Linked DNA regions of Homo sapiens: region 1 is linked to region 2. A link is a contact called in ENCODE Hi-C data. All regions are on one chromosome and are shown on one strand. Each heading gives the region's core, a stretch centred on a gene start or an enhancer-like site at or near the end of the contact. The rest is flanking DNA. Distances are from core to core; before and after follow the strand shown.

Region 1 (5,316 bases), core at 2,728-5,227, 320 kb before region 2:
TTATTCTTTCTTGTTATTTAGTCTTCCTTGGGACTTTTCCAGGCAGGTGTTATTCCTTTTGTGTTAAGAAATAGAGAGACTGAGGCTCAGAGAAAGAAGCATCATTCTTGCTGGATATTCTCTGGGCCCTATGGGAACCATGAATGAGATGCAGGCTCTGAAGCCACAGCAGTCTGGTGTGAAGACAGACACAAATATATCCACTGAGCCTCCGCTGTGCAGACAACTTAAGTGGCACTTTAAACAAGCCCCATAACAATCTTGCTGAGTATTTTTCCAGTCTATGGAAGAACAAACATATTCTGAGGAGTTTGCAAGTTTGCAAGATCTTGGAGGCAGTGATCACATGCAGGGTTCATACCTAACCCCGGACACTTATGAGCTGTGTGGCTTTGGGCAAGTGATTTCTCTTCCCTGAATCTCAGTTTTCTTACCAATAAATGGGATTTCTCACCTCACAGAGTGTATATAAGAACTAGAAGCATCAGAAATGTGGAGCATTTAGCTTGGTATTGGCACATAGTAAGCCCTCAATAAATACTAGTGATTGCATTATTGCCTAGAGGTGCACAGCTGATAAGCAGGATTTAAAACCAAGGCTCTGATACCCCAGAGCCCATGCACTTTTTTCTGCGGCTCATGATCTCCCCATCTTGTCAAATGGGCTCCAAACCAGATATTTCAGCTTCACAAGGCTGCTAATCAATGCTTTATTATAAATAACTCCAACCTTCCTGCACATAAATTCATTACTGATCCTTCCCAGCTTAAGGTTATATTTTATTACATAAAAGTCATCTTTTGCTTTTATTAAATAAAAGCCACTTGGAAAATTCCATTGAGGGCTTTGCACTCAGAGGGCTCACAATCAAAGCTTGGGTGTTATCCCACTCTATGCTGGGACAATATTTCAGAAGTGCCCACCAAGGGGTCTCCAAGGGTTTTCTATGGCACTGGAATGCAGAGAGAAGATGGGGACACTGGAGCTGGCCTCCCATGACTGGAGGTAACCTGACAGGTGTGCATGACAGTAGTGGGGAATGCACATTGAGCTCTTGTGTATGCCAGGGACCATGTTAAGCCCTCAGTCCAGATGGTCTCACTTTAACCCCATAAGGGGCTACAGCAGGGCTCAGAGAGATCAGGACCCATGCCCAAGCATGCAGGCAGGGGCTGGAAGAGCTGGGATTTGAACCACATCTGCAAAGCCTGAGCTCTTAACTGTCACTCCACACTGCCCCTGAGACCATGATCTGCTCAGATTGATGACCATCACCAACCTTCCTTTTGGAAGAAATGACCAAGTTGACATTCCCTGTGCCAAACGGTGCAGGCACCAGGGATGAGGACATGGCCTTACTAGGGTCCCTTCCCAAAAGGAGCTCACAGGTATGAGACAAAGAGACAGTGTTGAGGCTGGGGCAAGACTAGAATGCCCCAAGAAGCCCAGAGGAGGGGCTGTTACCCAGCCTGGGAGTCTGAAGCTTCCTGGGGCCAATGGCATCTGAGTTGAGTTTTAAGGACAAGTATGAGTTAAGAAGGTGGAAGGCAGAGAAAGGAGGAAGGGCACGCCGGGCATCTCCCCATCTCTGACCTTCCCCTCCCTCATTGACAGTGGGCTGGGTGTGTGAGTCCCGAGAGGAGGTCGAGGAGGATCTGGGACTCAGGACTGAGTGCTTCGCACAGCATCTGCAGAGATGCAGCCTGAAGCAGATGACATCATGTCGGGCTCTCTGGCTGGGCTGGGAGCAGCTTGGGGTCAGAGGCCATGTTTTTTCATCTTAGAGCTGGGGCCAGGCTGGGCTGGCACAGAATGATGCTGACATCCTCTGGGCATGTCCCTCCTTCCACCCCTAACTCCTCATCCTTCCAGGAATTGAGTGGATTCGTGTCCCCTGTTGGTGCATCGCCCCCACCCCAAGACGCCTCTCTCTCTGGAAGCGTAAGGGAGGCACAAGTCACAGGTTTGCTTTGAGCCTCTGCTCTGTCCTAACACACATCCCTCCTGTCCTGAGCACATTTCTGCTACCAAACCAAGCGGAAGAGCAGACTCTTGGGCCCAGCCAGACTGCCTGCATCCACATCCTGGATCTGCAGGAACTCCCCTGTGACCTTGGGCAAGTCAGTTACCTTCTTTGCAACTCAGTTGTCTTATCTGTAAAATGGGCTTGATAATAATAGCTCCTGCCTCATAAGAAGATGGTTGTGAGGATTAAGTGCTTGGAACAGGTCCCCTTATGGGGTAAGCACTATATTGTTGTTATTGGCATTGTTATTATTTCTCAGGCTTCCACTCTTAACTCCCTTCTAAAATGGTCTTTGCCTGGGAAGGTGGGATGAGGCTAGGAAGCCAGAGGACCAGTGAGTTCCTGGCCACTTGTCTCTCCAGCTGTGGGATCAAGGGCAGGTCAGAAAGGGACACAGAGGCCAGGCACGGTGGCTCATGCCTGTAATCCCAGCACTTCAGGTGGCTGAGGTGGGAGGATTACTTGAGGCCAGGAGTTTGAGACCAGCCTGGGCAACATGGTGAAACCCGGTCTCTACTAAAAATACAAAAATTAGCCAGGCATGGCAACACGTGCCTGTAATCCCAGCTACTCAGGAGGCTGAGGCAGGGGAATTGCTTGAACCCAGGAGCGGAGGTTGCAGTGAGCCAAGATCAGGCCATTGCACTCCAGCCTGGACCACAGGGTGAGACTGTCTTCAAAAAAAAAAAAAGAGGGACACAGGTAAGGATTTTGCTTCTCTAAGCTCCAATGTCCTCTCCTCTCAAGTGGGGGTAAGAACACCTTCCTCGTGTTGTTGGGAGAATCATGTGAAATGACAATGAAGCCTTTGCCAATTGTGAATTATAAAGAGCTGTAAAATTCTAGTTACCCAAATTCCTTAAATCCTCCACAACCAGGAAGCTTATGAAAAAAATATGCGTCACTATATATACCGCTGACCCTTGAACAATACAGGTTTTAACTGCGTGGGTCCACTTATTTGTGAATTTTCTTCTGCCTCTGCCACCCCTGAGACAGCAAAACCAACCCCTCCTCTTCCTGTTCCTCAGCCTACTCAACATGAAAACAATGAGGATGAAGACCTTTGTGGTGACCCACTTCCACTTAATAAATAGTAAATATATTCTCTCTTCCTTATGATTTTCTTAATAACATTTTCTTTTTCTCTAGCTTACTTGATTGTATGAGTACAGAATATAATACATATAACATAAAAAAATACGTGTCAATTGGCTGCATATGTTATTAACAAGACTTCTGGTCAACAGGAGGCTGTCAGTAGTTAAATTTTGGGGGAGTCAAAAGTTATATGTGGATTTTTGACTGTACAGTGAGTTGGCTCCCCTAACCCCTGACTTGTTCAAGGGTCCAGTGTACATAATATGTACATACATATAGTTAACGTTTGCTTGATCTCTCACTGTATGTGCTTTGCAAGACTCCATAATAGCCCTGTAAAAATAACTCCTATTTGCAGATGAGAAAACTGAGGTTCAGAGAGGTGGATACACTTGCCTGAGGCCACACAGCAGGGAGCTCTGACTCCAGAATCTGACTTCCAAGGATCCCAAGTGAAAAGGCTGTTGGGTTCCTCCTGTTTCCCTGAGGGATTATCAGCTCTCATCCCAACCACTCTGACCTCCGTAAGCCTCAACCTTCAATCCTGATAGCCCAAACCTTTGTCACATTCCTGGTCCTGCCACAGAGCTGCCTTCTCTGAGCCACCTTCATAGATTTCCCTTCATCTCCTCCTCAAGGCCTCTGCAGTCAGTTACCACATGAAAATCACACCTGCAATGCTATGTAATTCCTAGTCAATGATGTTGCTCCCTGACTCCCTTGGGATACCCTTTATGAAGCTCTGTGCTCAGTGAGAAATACTCTGGAGGATTCAGGGTAAGGAACAATGTTGCTTCTCTTGAGGAACTGGGTTGCTTTCTCGTTCTTGATCATCCATGTTCTACAACTGATCACATTTCCCTTTTTGATGTGACCACAAGGAAGCTCAGAGTCATGTTTGTTGGTCAAAGGCACAAAAACCTCTAGTCTGCAGGTTTCTGCACTGGTTTTGCTTGGTCCTTATGTCTACATCGAATTATACTTTATATTGGTTTTACTTCCTTGTAATAACTAATAATTGATTGGGTGCACATAAGAGTCCAAACACTGTATCAAGCACTTTCATTGCATCAGCTCATGCATCTCCAACAACCTCCAGGAGTGGTACTGCTATCACTCCCATTGTAAAGGGAGGAAGTGATGCTAATGTCACAGAGTTCAGCCAGTGACAGATCCACATCTGGGTTTGCTCTGACTATGAGTCTTGCTCTTCACCACACTGCTTACTGGAAAGGAGAACACATTTACCGATGTCTGTTCACACCTTTCCTGATACACCAGGCCGTCCAGCTCCACCCTACAGGGACACCCTCCTTGTTGCTCCACTTTTCCTAGCCCCTCAGGGAATTTACCCTCCCAGTTTTCAGGACAATCTAGCTGAGGTCTGGGACACACACACGGGGGTTACTCACCAGAGACCACATCATTCATCACAGCCCATAGAGGCAGGCCGGCCTGACACCTGTCTGCCTCCCTTTCCACCCTCAGCTGCCCAGAGAACCCAGGGGAAGCCCATTCTCCAGGCCCAGCACCAAGATTCTGCCTGAGACCCTGAACTCACACTGGATTTGGCCCCAGGGCAAAAGCCACTCCGCTCTTATCCCCCTGAGTCAGAACTCCCTAAGCCAGTCATACTGGTCCATTCCCTGGGACGGTCCCAGGAGGGCTCCAGAAGGGAATGCCAGGGAGGAGATGGCAGCACAAGGTCCACGTGTGGGCGGCAGGAGACCTGCTGTGTCACCTGAACAAGCTGCTTCTCCTGTCAGGGCCTCAGATGTGCAATCTGCAAAATGAGGATGATAACAATACCCACCCCGCATGCTGTGCAGGACTAGAATAGCTAAAGTGACAGGAATTTGTGTTTGGAGTCAGGACTGGGCAGCAGACGGTCTGGAGAACACTTTGGGCTCTGGGATGCCCTGCATATGCCTGCACCAGGTGCTCCTCCCAGCTCATCAGTCTTGGCAAGAATGTCAGAGAAAGACCCAGAAGGTCAAGGCCCCAGAGGTCTGAGAGCTGTGCTTTGTGGGAGAGGCATGAACTGGAACAACTGAAACTTCTCTTGACCAACACATTTGCTAGGTGGCAGTCTCTAAAAATCAAAATCACTTTTTTTTCAGTGTAGGAGTTTCTACTCCCTTTTAAATTCCTTCCCTAAGTCAACCTCATCCCTAGCAACCAGGTTCAG
Region 2 (5,198 bases), core at 716-3,215:
TTTACACACAGTAAAAAGCACCAATTGTAAAAATGCAGTTCAGTGAGTTTTGGCAAATGCAGACACCCGTATGACAACCAACCAGACCAAAATAAAACATGTTTCCATCATACCAGAGGGTTCCTGCAAGCCGCTGCTAATCATTTCCCACCCCCAAGAGTAACCACTGATCTTTTCCAGAACTTCTTATCATTGGAATCACACAACATACAGCCCAGCCAGATTGTATGTCACTGTGGCTCACGCCTGTAACCCCAACACTTTGGGAGGCCGAGGCAGGAGGATCAGTTGAGCCAGGAGTTTGAGACCAGCCTGGGTTGGGCAACATAGCAAGACCCCCATCTCTACAAAAAAATAAGTAATTAGCCTGGCATGGTGGTGCACACCTGCAGTCTTAGCTACTCAGGAAGCTGAGGCAGGAGGATCGCTGGAGCTTGGTAGGTCAAGGCTGCAGTGAGTTATGATGGCGCCACTGCACTCCAGCCTGGGTGACAGAGTGGGACCCTGTCTCTAAAAAGAAAAAAATATATAGCCTTTTGTGTCTAGCTTCTTTCAGTCAGCATGGTGTCTTTGAGATTCATCCATGTTGGCATGAGAATCAGTGCCTCACTCCTGTTTATTCAGAGTAATATTTCCTTGCACAGATGGACCACAGTTTATTTATCCATTCACCAGCTGATGGATATTTGGGTTGTTTTCAGTTTGGGGATCTTATGAACAAAGCTGCTGTACACATTTGTAGCAGTCTTTGTATGAACATCTGTTTTCATTCTCTTGGGGAGATACCTAAGAATGGGATTTCTGGCTTGGATGGGGAGTACATGGTGAGTACACGTCTAACTTTATAAGAAACTGCCCAACTGGTTTCCAAAGTGGCTGTATCATTTTGCATTCCCACCAGCAACATGTGAGTGTTCTAGCTTCTCCACATCCTCACCAGCACTGGGTGTTGTCAGTCTTTCTAATTCTAGTCCTGCTGGAGGGTGTGAAGTGGCATCTGACTGTGGCTTTAATTTGCATTTCCCTGATGGCTAATGACCTCAAGCATCTTTTGCAACAGCTTTCCTGGAACCTCCACCTGGAGGTTGAGCAGGCCCTGAGACCCAACTTGGCTGAACCCCAGCTCAGGACACTCCTCTTACCACCAGCCCTGCAACCTCCTTCCATGGCTTTCCCAGCCACCCCGTGGCACCCTCATCAGGATAGCTGCCCAAGTCAGAAACCTGAGATTTCAACCTCCTTTTTCCTCACTTCCAACCCATCAGCAACTCCTACCCTTTTCTTCCCAATTACCTCTCGATTCCACAACTTCTTTGCACCCTGCTCTAGTCCAGGTTCTCCTCATCCTCACACAGCCTCTTCCTCCTCCATGCGGCCACCCTGGCTCCTTCCAGCTGCCCCCACCTTGTCTGCTCCCCTAGTGCAAACTCCTGTGCCCATGATGCTCCCACTGCCTGGAACTTTCTTCCCTCTATCCCTTCCCTCCCAAGTCAATAACTCTGTGTCCTTCAAGTTTCAACCATGATTTTCCTGACCCATGCCCCCCAGCTCTGGCCCCATTGCTCCCAGCATCTCTCCTCTGGGCTCAGGGCCCAGCCATAATCTGACATAATCTGATCTTTTCCTGGGTGATTATTTGATCAATCTGTCCCCCTCTAGACCATGAGCCCCAAAGGGGTCTCGAACTCCTGGCCTCAAGTTATCCGCCCACCTTGGCCTTCCACAGTTCTGGGATTACAGGCCTGTCCTACTCACATGGCATCCCAGGGCCTCTCACAGTGCCTGGCACATTCCATAGTAATCGGTGGCTTGGTTGAGTGGCAAAGAGGGATGGGATCTGGGGAAAGAATTTGGGGAGCCCCTGCCAGATCAGCTGCTGGATGAACCACCCCCAGGGTGGCAGCCCCAGCCTGTAAGAGACAAGGGACCTGGAACAAACTGAGCCCATCATCCCCCGCCCCCCATTTCCTGTCTACCCTCCTTCCTTCCCTGCTGGCAGAGCTGAAGTCAGCACAGTGTGGTTTCCTAACCGTGCAACCGGCTGGAGCAAGTGGTTCAGCTTTCTGAACCTCGGTTTCCCTGGCAAGAAAATGGAACAATCATTGCACCCACATTATGAGGTTGAGTCCTAAATGAGATAATGCAGACAAACTGTTTGACAAGGCACTAGGTATGCAGTAAGTGCTCAGTAAAGGCCAGCTGCTTGCCCCCGGCCATCCCTCTTAGTCCTAGGCCCCAGCTCTGCTGTGTTGTGTTCTCTGCAATGAGAGGGCTGCGCTGTACTCGGTTACCCTCCCAAGGAACAGCGCCTTCCCTCAGCAGCCAGGAGCCACAGAGGGTGACTAATGGGGGACTTCCAGGCCCCAGGGCAGGTCAGCAGGGCTGAGGTTTTGGGGCGTGGGATTCCCCCAGAACCCCGCTGTGATCTCAAGGACAGCGTGACACAGTGGTAAGATCCTGGCTTTCAGGTCTGGGTTCCAATCTCAGATCCTCTTCATGACCTGGGGCAGGTGACTTCACCTAGCTCTCATCCTCAGTTTCATCTTCTGTAAAATGGGGAGAATACTAGAACCGTCTGTGAGAGCTGTTTGAGGGGATTCACGGGGATATTGCAGCTGTGTGTGTGTTCAGGATGTGTTTGCTGAATGGATGAGTGGGGTGATTCAGGCTGGTGGTCCTCAAGGGCATGGGAGGCCCAGGCAGGAGGGGAGGGCACAGGGGTGTGCAGGAGCCAGACTATATCTGCCCGTGAGAGCTAATCAACAAAATTTTCAGAATTTTGTGTCAGTTGTTTAATAAATTAAATTCTATTATATTAAAAGCCAAGGTCATCAGTACTCAAAACTCACCAATTCCTAATAATTGTACTACATTATCCGATGATCGATGCCCTTGTTACTAACACCTATTGTATCATCAACTATATAATGGTTGGTAGCTCAAAATCGGCTGTGGGAGTATTTACATGGAAGACATTGGCAAATGCTACAAATCAGGACTTTTTCCCATTGGAAGCCAGTTGTTAAACACTTAACAGCACGCCACTGGCTTTGGGGCTCCTTCCTGGCTAAATGATCTCCAAGTCTGGCCCAAGGGAAACGCAGGCTTCCACCTGCTCTAAGAGCTGGCGGCGGGCGCCCCCTGGTGGCCGCTTCAAGCACCCGGCTTCGCCCACCCTGAATGAAATCCCACACCTTGGAGAGAGAGAAAACTGTAAAGGGAAGGTGGCCCTCTTCCAACGCAAATGGAAATCTGTGGTTACACAGCATCCTCAGGAGCTGTCAGGAAATAGGGGAAAGCTCCCAGGAAGACGAGGTGACAAGATCCCTGGGGAACAACTCAGAGGTCCTTCAGCCTGAGTCCACAGCCCCCTGCTGTGGAGCCTTCAGCTCCCCTTCTCTGATTTTTCTGATCCCTCCCAAAGGGGAGGTAGACTCAGTCTCTCCTGACCCATCAGCCTGCCGACCCCGGGTGTTAACTGACCCAGCCCATGGCAGACACTCCCACCTTCTTCCATCAGCACCCCCAGGACACTTTGAACACACCTGCCTGTGTGTATCAGATTTGATCCTTCCAGAAGTTCAGGGGAGGAGACAGACACTGCATTTCCAATATGTGTGGGCCCTCTCCCCACTCCTCCCCGATGCTGTCCCATGGCCTTTCCCCCTGACGGCTCTTTCCTACCTTTCCCTTGTCTCTTTCCTCCAACCCCTCTCTCCCAAGCCACAGCCAACCCCTGCCAGACTCAACCTTCTCTGTGAACTCCCCTTTTCCGGGATAAACCATTGGGGGCAAGGAAAGAAGTCCTTCACTTCCAAAGAGGCCATTGAAGGTATTTTTTTTCTTTTTCCTTTTCTTTTCTTTTCTTTTTTTTTTTTTTTTTTTTTGAGACAGCTTTTCACTGCTGTTGCCAAGGCTGGAGTGCAATGGCATGACCTTGGCTCACTGCAACTTCTACCTCCCAGGCTCAAGTGATTCTCCCACTTCAGCCTCCTGAGTAGCTGGGACTACAGGCGCACATCACTGCACCTGGCTAATTTTTGTATTTTTTGTAGAGACGGGGTTTCACCATGTTGCCCAGGCTGATCTCAAATTCCTGAGCTCAAGCCGTCCTCCTGCCTCGGTCTCCCAAAGTGCTGGGATTACAGGCGTGAACCACCACACCCAGCCGGAGGTATTTTTCAAGAAGAAAAATAAAGACTATCCCCTGAGATGACTTTTATTCCTCTCCTAGAAGGTAGAACAGAGTCTGTTTAAGCGGCAGCTTCTTTCTCTCTCTATGGAAATGACTGGAAGGTATTTGGGAGCAGAAGAGCAAGAACTCTCCAAATCCTGGTTTTCTAATCTGACTGAAACTGCCTTTGCAAAAATTATAACTGAGGAAATGATGACAGTGGAAGAGACCAGACCGAACAGACTCCATCTTGCTTCTAGCCTTTAAGCTGTCCTTGTTCATTCCTTCCCCAAAGTTAGGCTGAACTAACTTTGGGAAATAATTCAGTTCGTGTTTTGACTCTGAAACAAAATTAATAATATCCCTTCCCCCCGAAAAGACCCCCTTCTTGCCTGGGGACCGATCTGCCTTTGCAGGACTAACAAATTAGCTACAAGATTCGAAATTATGGTTTAGGGGTCATGCAGCCTCTGGCTCCAAGAGTCTAAGCCTCCCCAAATTGCTCCTGTGGATAACATCAGTATTGTAAAACCTCAGAGCACTACGTGAGATATTTTGCAGACCCCGCACTGGATGGATCAGTTGACACCACCTAGGCTGGTATTCTGGCTCAACCAGTTCTGCCATCGCAGCCGGGAACAGAAGACATGAAGAAAACCTCACTGCAACCCCCTATGACTGTATCTCCAACCTGACCAATCAGCACTCCCAACTTCCCAAGTCCTTACCCGCCAAATTGTCGTTAAAAACTCTGATCCCCGTCTCCTGTACAGCCTGCTCTGCATGAATTACTCTGTCTCCCTTGCAATTCCCCTGTCTTGATAAATCGGCTCTGTCTAGGCAGCAGGCAAGGTGGATCCACTGGGCGGTGACCTGACCCCCACAAGGTAGTGTGAGTTTTGAATGGGATAATGCAAGTGTTGCTTAAATAGCAGGGCCAACCTGGTTTACTGGGGCTGAGTTTCACGGAATATGGGACTTTCAGTGCTAAAATCAAGAAAGTTCCGGGCAAACTGGGACGACT

The links. A loop is a pair of places that touch in the nucleus more often than their neighbours do. Pooled maps may share reads with other maps.
Region 1: a pooled map shows a loop between it and region 2 (3-fold over the local background). The contact joins two enhancer-like sites. A Hi-C loop is called at or near these places in 1 of 37 single-sample maps with no recorded cell type and 3 of 50 pooled maps.

What each region holds. Positions count from the first base shown.
Region 1 is chr12:108,294,119-108,299,434 of GRCh38, forward strand. The region is part of intron 2 of CMKLR1 (chemerin chemokine-like receptor 1); the gene reads right to left. Among named protein-coding and RNA genes, the nearest start is that of CMKLR1, 43 kb to the right of the region's middle. Within about 2 kb of position 3,978, at least 3 of the 41 ENCODE cell types and tissues checked have a DNase peak (open chromatin) inside an H3K27ac peak, as active enhancers do.
Region 2 is chr12:108,615,151-108,620,348 of GRCh38, forward strand. No RefSeq gene overlaps it. Among named protein-coding and RNA genes, the nearest start is that of SELPLG, 16 kb to the right of the region's middle. RefSeq lists enhancers at 2,142-2,601, 3,182-3,231. Within about 2 kb of position 1,966, at least 14 of the 41 ENCODE cell types and tissues checked have a DNase peak (open chromatin) inside an H3K27ac peak, as active enhancers do.